2 separate regions of the Homo sapiens genome follow, and region 2 is linked to region 1. A link is an interaction called in ENCODE POLR2A ChIA-PET data of the cell type or tissue named here. Cell type or tissue: Panc1. All regions are shown on one strand. Links, peaks and the distances in the headings refer to the core of each region. The heading gives the core; the rest is flanking DNA. Region 1 overlaps GALNT10 (polypeptide N-acetylgalactosaminyltransferase 10). Region 2 has its middle 23 kb from the start of MIR3141.

Evidence for each region. Peaks named below come from ENCODE experiments on the same cell type or tissue, not always from the same donor. Only the 100,000 strongest peaks of a DNase experiment are listed, where the experiment ranks them.
Region 2: POLR2A ChIA-PET joins it to region 1 with 5 read pairs; 2 of 35 experiments call an interaction of 5 or more read pairs at or near these places.

What each region holds. Positions count from the first base shown.
Region 1 is chr5:154,306,022-154,311,398 of GRCh38, reverse strand. The region is part of intron 3 of GALNT10 (polypeptide N-acetylgalactosaminyltransferase 10); the gene reads right to left. Among named protein-coding and RNA genes, the nearest start is that of MIR1294, 38 kb to the left of the region's middle. In Panc1, for the core only: no CTCF peak of the experiment used is centred there; a DNase peak (open chromatin) is centred at 2,548; H3K27ac peaks cover 412 bases.
Region 2 is chr5:154,570,531-154,575,907 of GRCh38, reverse strand. No RefSeq gene overlaps it. Among named protein-coding and RNA genes, the nearest start is that of MIR3141, 23 kb to the left of the region's middle. RefSeq lists an enhancer at 3,660-3,829. In Panc1, for the core only: no CTCF peak of the experiment used is centred there; no DNase peak of the experiment used is centred there.

The DNA of each region.
Region 1 (5,377 bases), core at 113-5,112:
AGAGAGGCTAAACCACAAAATAGTTGTAACAGTTTGTAAACCAGAAGACAATGTTGAGTATAAAAGAAATAAATCATCATCACACAACAATTCTGAATAGGAACAAGTAAGATACAACTGGCAATGTGTTCAGCACAATGCCCGGTACATCGATAAATAAATAGGAGCACTCGACAAATGGTACATGTTGTTATTAATGGAGAACACAGCATCCATTTCTAGAAGACTCAGAAAATGCATCTGTTTGCAGAAATAATAAAAAGAAAACAAGCCACACATCCAGTCACATAGATGTAAGTGGCTTTTATCTAGCATAAATTGTAGGGAGTAGATGCCCATATAATTTTTAGTTGATAGGCAGCCATTTTGCTGTAGATTATTTATCTTCACAATTTCAACTTCAGGGCTGAATTCACTGAACTCTTTTAAAAATTAGAGAAAAGAAGTCAATGTAAGAAATGTTATTGGCTGCATTTTATTTTAAGGTATATGAGCACCTTTAAATCTCAATATTAGGTCCAATGGATCAATAACTGTTATCGTGGAAGAAACACCACTGTTCAGAAGGGAGTCATTTAATTTCAAAGGAGAAGAGCTGATTTAAGTCTCCTAAAAAACCAGTGATGTGGCCAGGCACGGTGGCTCACGCCTGTAATCCCAGCACTTTGGGAGGCTGAGGTGGGCGGATTACCTGAGGTCAGGAGTTCCAGACCAGCCTGGCCAACATGGTAAAACCCTGTCTCTGCTGCAAATACAAAAATTAGCCAGGTGTGGTGGGTGGTATGCGCCTGTAATCCCAGCTACTTGGGAGGCTGAGGCAGGAGAATTGCTTGAACCCAGGAAGTGGAGGATGCAGTGAGCCGAGATCACGCCTGCACTCCAGCCTGGATGACAGAGCGAGACTCTGTCTCAAAAACAAAACAAACAAACAAACAAACAAACAAACAAAAAAAAAAACAAAAAAAACCCAGTGATGGTCCAAAAAAAGAAAAACCTAGATTTTTTCCTTTCCCAGCTTACAAATCATTCCATCTACAGGCCCTCCCCTCCCACAACAGCCTCGCTAACAACCTACCAAAACAGGGAGGCTGCATTGCTCTTGAACTCTGAGTATCTCTGGGGCACTAATCTTATACTGAAGTACTCCATTATAAAGGTGTCAGGCGAGCTTGCTCTACCACATGAATCATGATAAAAAGGGTAAAAACTGCTAATAAGTACTAAATAGTCTTTGAAGCCTGTCTCTATTCTATGGAGGGTCTGACAAGCCACTCTGCACCATGGGGTGGGGGCGGGTGCAGACTCCCGTCATTCATTCCCAACAAAAAGGGTGGAAGGTTATGGGTACCGCTCTCGCCATAACCTGAACGCTGACCACAAACTCCATTACACTGCACGCCACAGACTACGTCCGGTCTTGGGTCATTTTTAGGCTTACTATCTGTTATGCCTCAGGCATTTCCTGATATTCTAGGAAGGTGAGTTAATTAAAACCACAATAAAAACACAGCAACTCAGAAAAAAATCTTGTCACTATTTCCATTTTTCACAACACAAATGAGATCATTTATTCAACTGCCTACTTGACATTGACATTTGGATGTGAAACAGTGTCGCAAACTTGTCTGCAATCAAAATCGTGATTTTCCCCAAAATTGCTCTTCCCAAAGTCATCTCCATTCCTGCAGATGGCAACTCCATCTCCCCAGCTGCTCTGGCCAAAAACCTTGGCATTATCCTTGGCTTCTCTCTTATTCTCATATCCACATTCTTGTAAGTAAATCCTGGCACCTCCATCTCCACCTTCCAAGTATGTCCAGAATTCAGCCATGGCTACTCCACTACTCCTACTGTGGACTGACTCACTCTCACGCTCCCCTGCCTTGCTGTTAACATACTCCTAACTAGTCTCCCTGCTTCCACCCTTGGCTGCCTACAGTCTATTCTTAAAATAGCAACCAAAGTGATCCTTTTAACATGAAAATCAGATCATGTCACTCTCTGTTCAAAACCTTCCAGTGGCATCCCGTCTTAGTCATTTTGGGAAAAGCTCCAGCCCCACTACAACCCGACCACCACCCAGACACCTCTCCAGCCTAACTTCTCATCATTCACATCATCAGGCTCCAGCCACACTGGCCTCCACAAGCCAGGCACAGTGGTCTCAGGGCCTTTGCATTTGCTGTTTCCTCTGCCTGCAGTGCTCTTCCCCTGGTCAACTTTCCTGCTAGGCCTCTCACCACTTCATAGCTCTGTTCATATGCCATCTTATCTGACAGCACTTCCCTGACCCCTGAAATAAAATCTACCCCATTCTTATTATTTTTTCTACCCTTTATCCTGTTAATCTTTTTTCCCCACATCACTTATTGCTATCTAAAAAATCAATCCATTTATTTGTTTGTTTATATTATGACTCTCCCACCCCTACCCCCAGTGGAATGTAAGCTCTAGGAGGGAAGGAGATTTTGACTATTTGCTCATTGCTGATTCCCTAGGACCTAGGCCATACAGTAAGCACACAAAATAGACACTCAATAGATATTTGCTGAATGAATAAATGGCTTTCAGAGACAGTTTTAAGTGACTAATATGCTTGAAATCTCTTCAAGACAGGGACTATCTCTTGATCATTTTAGCATAATAAGCCTGAGTAAGGGCTGGCTGCATTTCAGATGAGCTGCAGACTGGAGGTGGAAGGGTAGAAAGGAGCCCATAACAAACACACAGTTACCGTAGATAAAGTTCCTGATCTAGTTAGCTCTGGATACGTCAGTTGGGTGGGCATGCAAAGCAGGAGCCCGAGAGCACAGGCAGCAGCTCTGCCAACAGCTTCTCCTAGTTCTCAGGGTCTCCGACAGGGATGCACAGCTGGTGATGCCACGTGGGGCAGGAAAGCTCAATTCTTGTTACATCCCTGCCCTTTCTTGCCCCAGGCTTACATCACCATTCGAGAAGACTTCCTTTCTGCTATGGGAATATTTATGAACATCAAGTTTTCTACTCCTCGAGCCAAACTCAGCATCACCAAGGCCACATTATTATGGGGGCAAGTGGGTGGTCCCTGAATAGGACCTCAGCCACCAGCTCTGCTAGGCCCAGGATGCTATTCCCTCACAGTCCACTCCCTCCTTCTGATTCCCCACCATTTTATCTGGGTGTTTTGAATGCCGCAATGGTTGGCAAACCATGGTAACAAATCCCTTTCCAACTACATTCTACCCCACAATTATCTTTTAAAAGATTTAAACAATAAGAAAAATAGCATATATTTACCCACGTGGCTACTATTTGCAGTGATCTTTATTCTTTGTGAATAAAGATACCAGACAGAAATAATAAAAAAAAAAGATACCAGATAGAAATAGAGATCTTTATTCTTTGTGAATAAAGATCTCTATTTCTATCTGGTATCTTTTTTTTTTTGGAAGATATTTTCACTGGGTATAGAATTCTAGGTTTTTCTTTTCATACTTTATTGTTATTATTTTTCACTAAACATACAACCCTGCTCAGGGTGTACCTGTGTGACTTTGGCACACCTCTTTATCCTTTGATCTTCTAGTTGCTGACCTGAAGAAAAGTGAATAATGACGATGATACCACCTGCCCAACCCATTCATGAGGGATATTGGTCTGTAAAATTCTTTTTTTGTAATATCTTTGTCTGATTTTGGTATCAGGATAATGCTGGTTTTACAGTGAGTTGGAAAGTACCCCGTCCTCTTTAATTTTGGGGAAAAATTTGTATAGAATTATTTCTTTTTTTTTTTTTTCTTGAGATGGAGTCTCACTCTGTCGCCCAGGCTGGAGTGCAGTGGTGCGATCTCGACTCACTGCAAGCTCCACCTCCTGGGTTCACGCCATTCTCCTGCCTCAGCCTCCCGAGTAGCTGGGACTACAGGCGCCTGCCACCACGCCTGGCTAATTTTTTGTGTTTTTAGTAGAGACGGGGTTTCACCATGTTAGCCAGGATGGTCTCAATCTCCTGACCTCGTGATCTGCCCACCTCGGCCTCCCAAAGTGGGATTACAAAGCTGGGATTACAGGCGTGAACCACCACACCCGGCCAGAATTATTTCTTAAATTGTTGAAATAATTCATCAGTGAACCCATCTGGGCCTAAAGTTTTCTTTATGGGAAGGTACTTAACTACACTGTCAATCTCTTCAATAGATATAGGACTATTCAGGTTGATCGTTTCTCCTTAAGTGAGTTTTGGCAGTTTGTGTCTTTCAAAGAATCTGTCATTTCAGCGAAGCTGTTAGATGTTTTGGCACAAAGTTGTTCAGAATATTCCTTTATTATTCTCTTAATAGTTATAGAATCTATAGTTATGTCATCTCTCTCATTCCTGATATTGGTAATTTTTGTCTTCTTTTTCTCTTTTTCTAGCTGGTTAGATGTTAATCAATTTAATTGACCATTTCAAAGTGGTAAATGTTTCATATCCACTTGAAAATAATGTGTATTCTGCTCTTATTGGTGGAGTGTTCTATAAATATCAATTAGGTTATATTGGTTGACAGTGCTGTGAGAGTCTACTATATCCTTGCTGATTTTCTGTCTATCTGTATTACCAGTTATTGAGACAGAGGTGTTGAAATCTCATAATTTCATAATTGTGGCTTTTTAAATTTCTCCTAAGTTTTTTTTGTTGTTGTTGTTGTTTTTTGACCAGCTTTTGGTTTCCTTGATTTTCTGTTTCATTGATCCCTGCTTTGCCCTTTTTCACATCCTTTCTTCTGTTTACTGTGATTAATTTGCTCTTCTTTTTCTAGTTTCTGAAAGTGGAAGTTGATGTCATCAATTTTAGACCATTCTTTTTTTCTAACATAGGCATTAATGCTACAAATTTCCCCTTATGTAGTAGTTTAGTGACATTCCACAAATTCTGATATATTGTGTTTTCATTATCATTCAGTTAATAATACTTTCTAATTTTGTTTTTGATTTCTTTTTTGACCCATCTGTTATTTACATGTAAGTAATATACTTTCTAATCGTTTGGAAAGTTTAAAAGGATTATTTTGTTATTGATTTCTAAGTTTAATTTCATTGTGGTTAGAGTGATACTTTGTATCACTTGAATCCTTTTAAATTTATGAGGACTTGTTTTCTGGCCCAAAATATAATCTATCTTGGTAAATGTTTCATATCCACTTGAAAAGAATGTGTATTCTGCTCTTATTGGTTGGAGTGTTCTATAAATGTCAATTAGGTCATATTGGTTGACAGTGCTGTGAGAGTCTACTATATCCTTGCTGATTTTCTGTCTATCTGTATTACCAATTATTGAGAGAGAGGTGTTGAAATCTCATAATCTCATAATTGTGGCTTTTTAAATTTCTCCTTATAGTTTGTTGTTGTTGTTGTT
Region 2 (5,377 bases), core at 180-5,179, 260 kb before region 1:
CGGTTTGACTTGGGAGGGTTTGCAAGAGTCTCTTTCTTTTCCTGCGAGTCTCTCCTCAGCTGGGGCTTTGAGGTCGAGACCCTTGGAGTCTGGAGGTGAAAGGGATTTGAGAAGTTGCCAAGTTCAGTGCCTCCCCTGAGCTCTGTGCAAAAGCTCCTCTTTAACTTCTGCTATCTCGTCATCCAGCCTCTGCTTTCATCCTGGAGTGGGCGTCTTCCTCCCTCCCCAGGCAGCCTGGGAGGAAGACCTTTCTTCCTTGGAGTTGTGGTCTGCCTTCTGCAGTTTTCCTCATTAGCCTCCTGGCTCTGTTCTCTGGGCCTCCCCCAAACTCTCTGAGCATCAGTTTATTCATCTATAAAATGGGAATATTAGTAGTTCCTATCCTGTAAGGTTATTGTGAGGATAAAATGAGATAAAGATTGTAAAGCATTTGGCACAATGTCTGTACAGTGTCTTTAATAAGCAGTAGCCAATAATGACAAATAATGATAGTTTTGGGAATCAATAAAACAGGAACAAGAAAGAGAAGAAGGAAGAAAGAAAAAGGAGAAGGAAGAGAAGGAGGAGAAGGAGATGAAGGAGAAAGAAAGGCTGTCAGAGCTGGACCTTCTGAGGTGGAAAGCAGTTCTCCGTTTTGGGGGATCCTAAATTTGGCAAGGGAGAGCGCACAGGAGTTCCAAGGATGCTTTCCAGCTCTGATATCCGAGTAAACGTAAAAGGGACGGAAACATGGTGTTATTGCGTTCTTCTCCAGCCAGCGTTGGTGTTGCTACCATGTCCATTTCACACATGAGCAAGCCAAGGCCCTTGAAAGTGAAATGGTTTGTTCAAGGCTTGGAGCTAGGGAGTGCTGAGCATTGCCAAGGACTGTTGTCTCTCCTCCCCTCCCCAAGGCAGCAGTGGGGAGCTCCCCACAGACAGTGTGATATGCTGAATGGTGTCGCCCGCCACCGCACCAAATTAATATGTTGAAGCCCTGCCTTAGTCTGTTCAGGATGGCATAGACTGGGTGGCTGAAACTACAGACTTTTGTTTCTCCAAGTTCTGGAAGCTGAGAGGTCCACATTAAGGCACTGGCAGATTCAGGGTCTGGTGAGGTCCGCTTCTGGTTCATGGACGACCATCTTGCTGCGTCCTCTCATGGTGGAAGGGCTGGAGGAACTCCCCGGGGTCTCTTATGTGGGGGCACTAACCCCATCCAGGAGTGCTCTACCCTCTTGACCTAATCGCCCCCCAAAGGCCCCATTTTCTCATCCCATTAAAATGAGGGGTAAAGTTCAACATCTGAATTTGAGGGGGGACACACTATTCAGTCCAGTGCCTCAGAATGTGCCTTTATTTGGAGCTAGGGTCTTCATAGAGCTAATCAAGTTAAAATGAGGTCCTCAGTGTGGGCCTCAATCCAGTACGACTGGAGTCCTTATAAGAAGGGGAAGTTTGGACACAGAGATATGCATAGAGGGAAGATGATGTCGAGACCCAGGAAGATGAGGGGAAATCAGGAAACACAGGGAGAAGCAGCCTACAAGCTGACGAGAGAGGCCTCAACAGATCCTTTTCTCACAGCCCTCAGAAGGAACCAACATTGCCAACATATTGGCCTCAGATTTTTATCCTCCAGAACGGTGAGAACTGTGGTTTAAGCCTTCCAGTCTGGGGTACTTTGTCACAGCAGTCATAAGAACCGGTACAGAGAGTGTGGAGCCCCCGGACAGCCTGTGCAGTGAGCACTGAGGGGGTCCCTTGAAGCCTGCCAGCCCTGCCTGCCCCTGAGGGAGAGGCAGGTGCGTGGTGTGAAGACACTTGACTCCTTTGCAGAGCCCGGGGATGCTGGGCCGAAGCCGGGAGACGGAAAGGCAAGCCCTCGCCCTGATCTTTTCCCTCATGTGGCTCTCTGAGAAGGGAAGACACATTTTCCTGGTGCCTCCTCATGGAAGTCCTGCTGGATCAACCTCACCTGCTGCTGGGGAGGCTGCCATCCTTCAGGAAGACCTGCCAGCCTCAACCTCCCTGAGGCTGGGGATTTGTTAGAGATTCTGAAAATTATCAAGCTGGCTATGTCCATTTCCTCCTCTTTCTGTGATCTTTTTCTTCCTCCCCACATTATTTATTTATTTATTTATTTTGAGACAGAGTCTCACTCTGTTGCCCAGGCTGGAGTGCAGTGGTGCGATCTTGGCCCACTGCAACCTCTGGCTCCCAGGTTCAAGTGATTCTCCTGCCTCAGCCTCCTGAGTAGCTGGGATTACAGGCACGTGCCACCACACCCGGCTAATTTTTGTATTTTCAGTAGAGATGGGGTTTCGCCATGCTGGCCAGGCTGGTCTCAAACTCCTGATGTCAGGTGATCCACCCACCTTGGCCTCCCACAGTGTTGGGATTACAGGTGTGAGCCACCGCGCCTGACCATTTCTTCCTCTTTTTCATTTTTCTTCTTTCCTCCTGGCTGTGCTCTGCAAATCCCCACCCTCCTCCACATCTCACTCCAAAACTGCTTTCTCCCAGCTCCCCCTTCGCCCAGGACACCCTCACCTGGTGGCTCTGCAGCAAAGCCCAAGGCTGCCTTGGAGACGGAGGCAGGAGAAGTCTAAGCTCGCTACCTTGGAGCTGAGAAGAAATTATCCAGAGCTGGTTTCTCCTCCCACCTTCTAAAGAGCCCTGCCCTTGTCCCTGGCCTGGATACATGATTATATTTTGCTTTAATTGCATTAAAGCAAATGACTGTGTCCCCCTGTGGTTTCGATCAGGTCAGGGATTTGATAATCGATCGTGGCACAGTTTAGACAGGAGTCACTTTGAAGCTGTTTTTAGCAGGATAAGAACAAACAATGTTTCCAAAGTGGCCACATTAGGCAAACATGCTGGTGGGTCATCTTTTGGGGAGAGAGTGTGCCCTGGCTCCAGGCAGCCTGCTGACTGGACCCCCAGGCCCCTGGAGAGGGGTGTGGACTACTCTCTCTGGACAGTAAGAAACTTTAAGTAGAGATACCGTAGCTTAGGCCTCCCATGATGTGAAACCTGGTCCAGGTGCCTTTTCCAGAAAGCCAGTCTTGACTGATACCACCTGGCTCACCTAAAGGTAGCGTAGTTTAGTGTGAGATGTTCTGTCCTGGAGATGGAAGAAAGGTCAAATTCACACAAGGCAATGCAAAAGGTAGACTCATATCCTGCAAAATTATTCTCTCTTCAATATTCTTTCAATCCTTTAAATTTCATTAAAAGGAAAGCCTCAGTGTGGTGCTAGTCTGTTTTATGTATTTAAATAAATACACACATTTAGAGACAGGGTCTGGCTCTGTTGCCCAGGCTGGAGTGCAATAGTACAATCACAGCTCACTGCAGCCTAGAACTCCTGGGCTCAAGTGATCCTTCTGCCTCAACCTCCTAATTAGCTAGGATGACAGGTGCACACCACCATGCCCAGCTAATTCTTTTATTTTTTTTAAGAGATGGGGTCTGGCTATGCTGCCCATGGTGGTCTCAAACTCTTGGCCTCAAGCAATCCTCCTGCCTCAGCCTTCCAAAGTGCTGGGATTATGGTGCCAGGCCTAGTTTGTCTTTAATACCTCTCTAATGTTTGCTAATCTCCCCTCCTAACAAAGAGGGCAGGCCTAGGGATCTGCAGGTGAAGATTTAGCTAGATTTTAATAACACTGTTTTCAATGAATGTATTTTCTACAATGAAAATACATCTTTCAAATGATACTAGTTTTCCCTTTATGGAAAGTGAACCGTTGTTCAAGTACAATTAAGGCAAAAATTCTGAAGGATGGATGTTAAGGAGACAGTGATGTGGGGCTCTTTCACACACAGATCTGATGCTACCTCTCCATTTACCCGCTGTGTGGCTTCTGGAAGACTGCTCTGCTCTCTGAGCCTCGGCTTCTCTGTGTAAAATGAAGTCAATGATTCTGCTGTGTAGAGTTGTGGTGTGGACTTTCTGAGAGCATGTCGGCGTGCAAGGCATCTGGATGGTGCTTAGCATAGAGTCTGCACTCTGCCTGGTGGCCCTGTCATCCTTATAGGGGCTGCTGCTTTTCCCAGCCATTCACAGAGCCTTTGCTAGTCCCACAGTTGAAACTGACTAAGCTCTGGGCTTCTGTGGAAACAAAAGGAACCTGGAGCCCCCAGCCATGCTCTGGCTCGAGCTCCCTGGCTTGGGGCCTGCCCCTTCCCCTCGTGGGGTTCACTTTCCTCATCTGTCAGCAGCAGCTCTGACCAAATGCTTTCCAAGCTCCCTTGCAGCTCTGACTTAAGAGTATTTTGAGCAATAAGCAGGGAGTGACAATTCCATGGGAGAAGAATCTCGACTTTACCAAATGTATTGTGTGCTCCTCTCAACTTGCAAGCTGGTGCATGGACCAGCAGCATCAGCCTTGTGGGAGAGTGTTAGAAGTGCATGCTCAGGCCCCAGTCAGCCTTCCTGAATCAGAATCTGCATTTTAACAAGATTTCCACATGGTTTGTATGCAAATTACACACCCAGTCTGAAATGAGAATTTAAGAAACTTTTAGATCTTCACAGATAGTGGTATACTTTCTAAGGATTTTAAAAAACAGTAAACATGAGCATTGGCACCATGGTGAGACCTCATCTCTACAAAATTAAAAAATTAGCTGGGCATGGCGGTGTTTGCCTTTGGTCCCAGCTAGTCTGGAGGCTGAAGTGGGAGGATCACTTGAGCCCAGGAGGTTGCGGCTGCAGTGAGCTGTGCTCACACCACTGCATTCCAGCCTGGCCGACAAAGTGAGATCCTGTCTCAAAAAGACAAAAAAACCCCACCCCCAAATACTGAGCATGTATGCAATTTCCTCCCCTGCTCCAAAACAATAAAGCTGTCGCAAAACTATTGAACTGAGTTAACCTAGTTAAGAGAGAAAATTATGTATGTAAATCTGATGAATGGCTTTTTTTTCAGGGAATTTTCTTTCCATGTAAATTAAGCTCTCCCACTTTCCATGGGTTATTTGGCCTCTTCCCAGTGAGTGCCTCCCTCACACCTGACTCCTGGAGGGTGAAGCCTGTGTGTGTGTGTGTGTGTGTGTATGTGTGTGTGTGTATGTGTGTGTGTTTTGGCTGAGTGTCTGTGTCTTGCAGCTGATCCACAAAACGGGGTCTTTAGCTAAGTCAGCAAAACTTCCTGGAAATAAACTAGATTCCTAAGGGCTTCAGGGTGAGCTCAGAGGGAGCAGGGGGAACCCCATCACTGATAAACCGAAGCGGCGTGTTCTGTTGTGTGGGCGAGCGAGGCATCCTGGCCTCCTAGTCGGGCCTTTCTCCTGGATGGCTTCCTGCTTCTTCCTTCACATCCAGCCTCCAACCTGGCCTCTCTTTCTCCTTGTCTCCAAGATGAAAGCCCCAGACAGTGGGCCATCT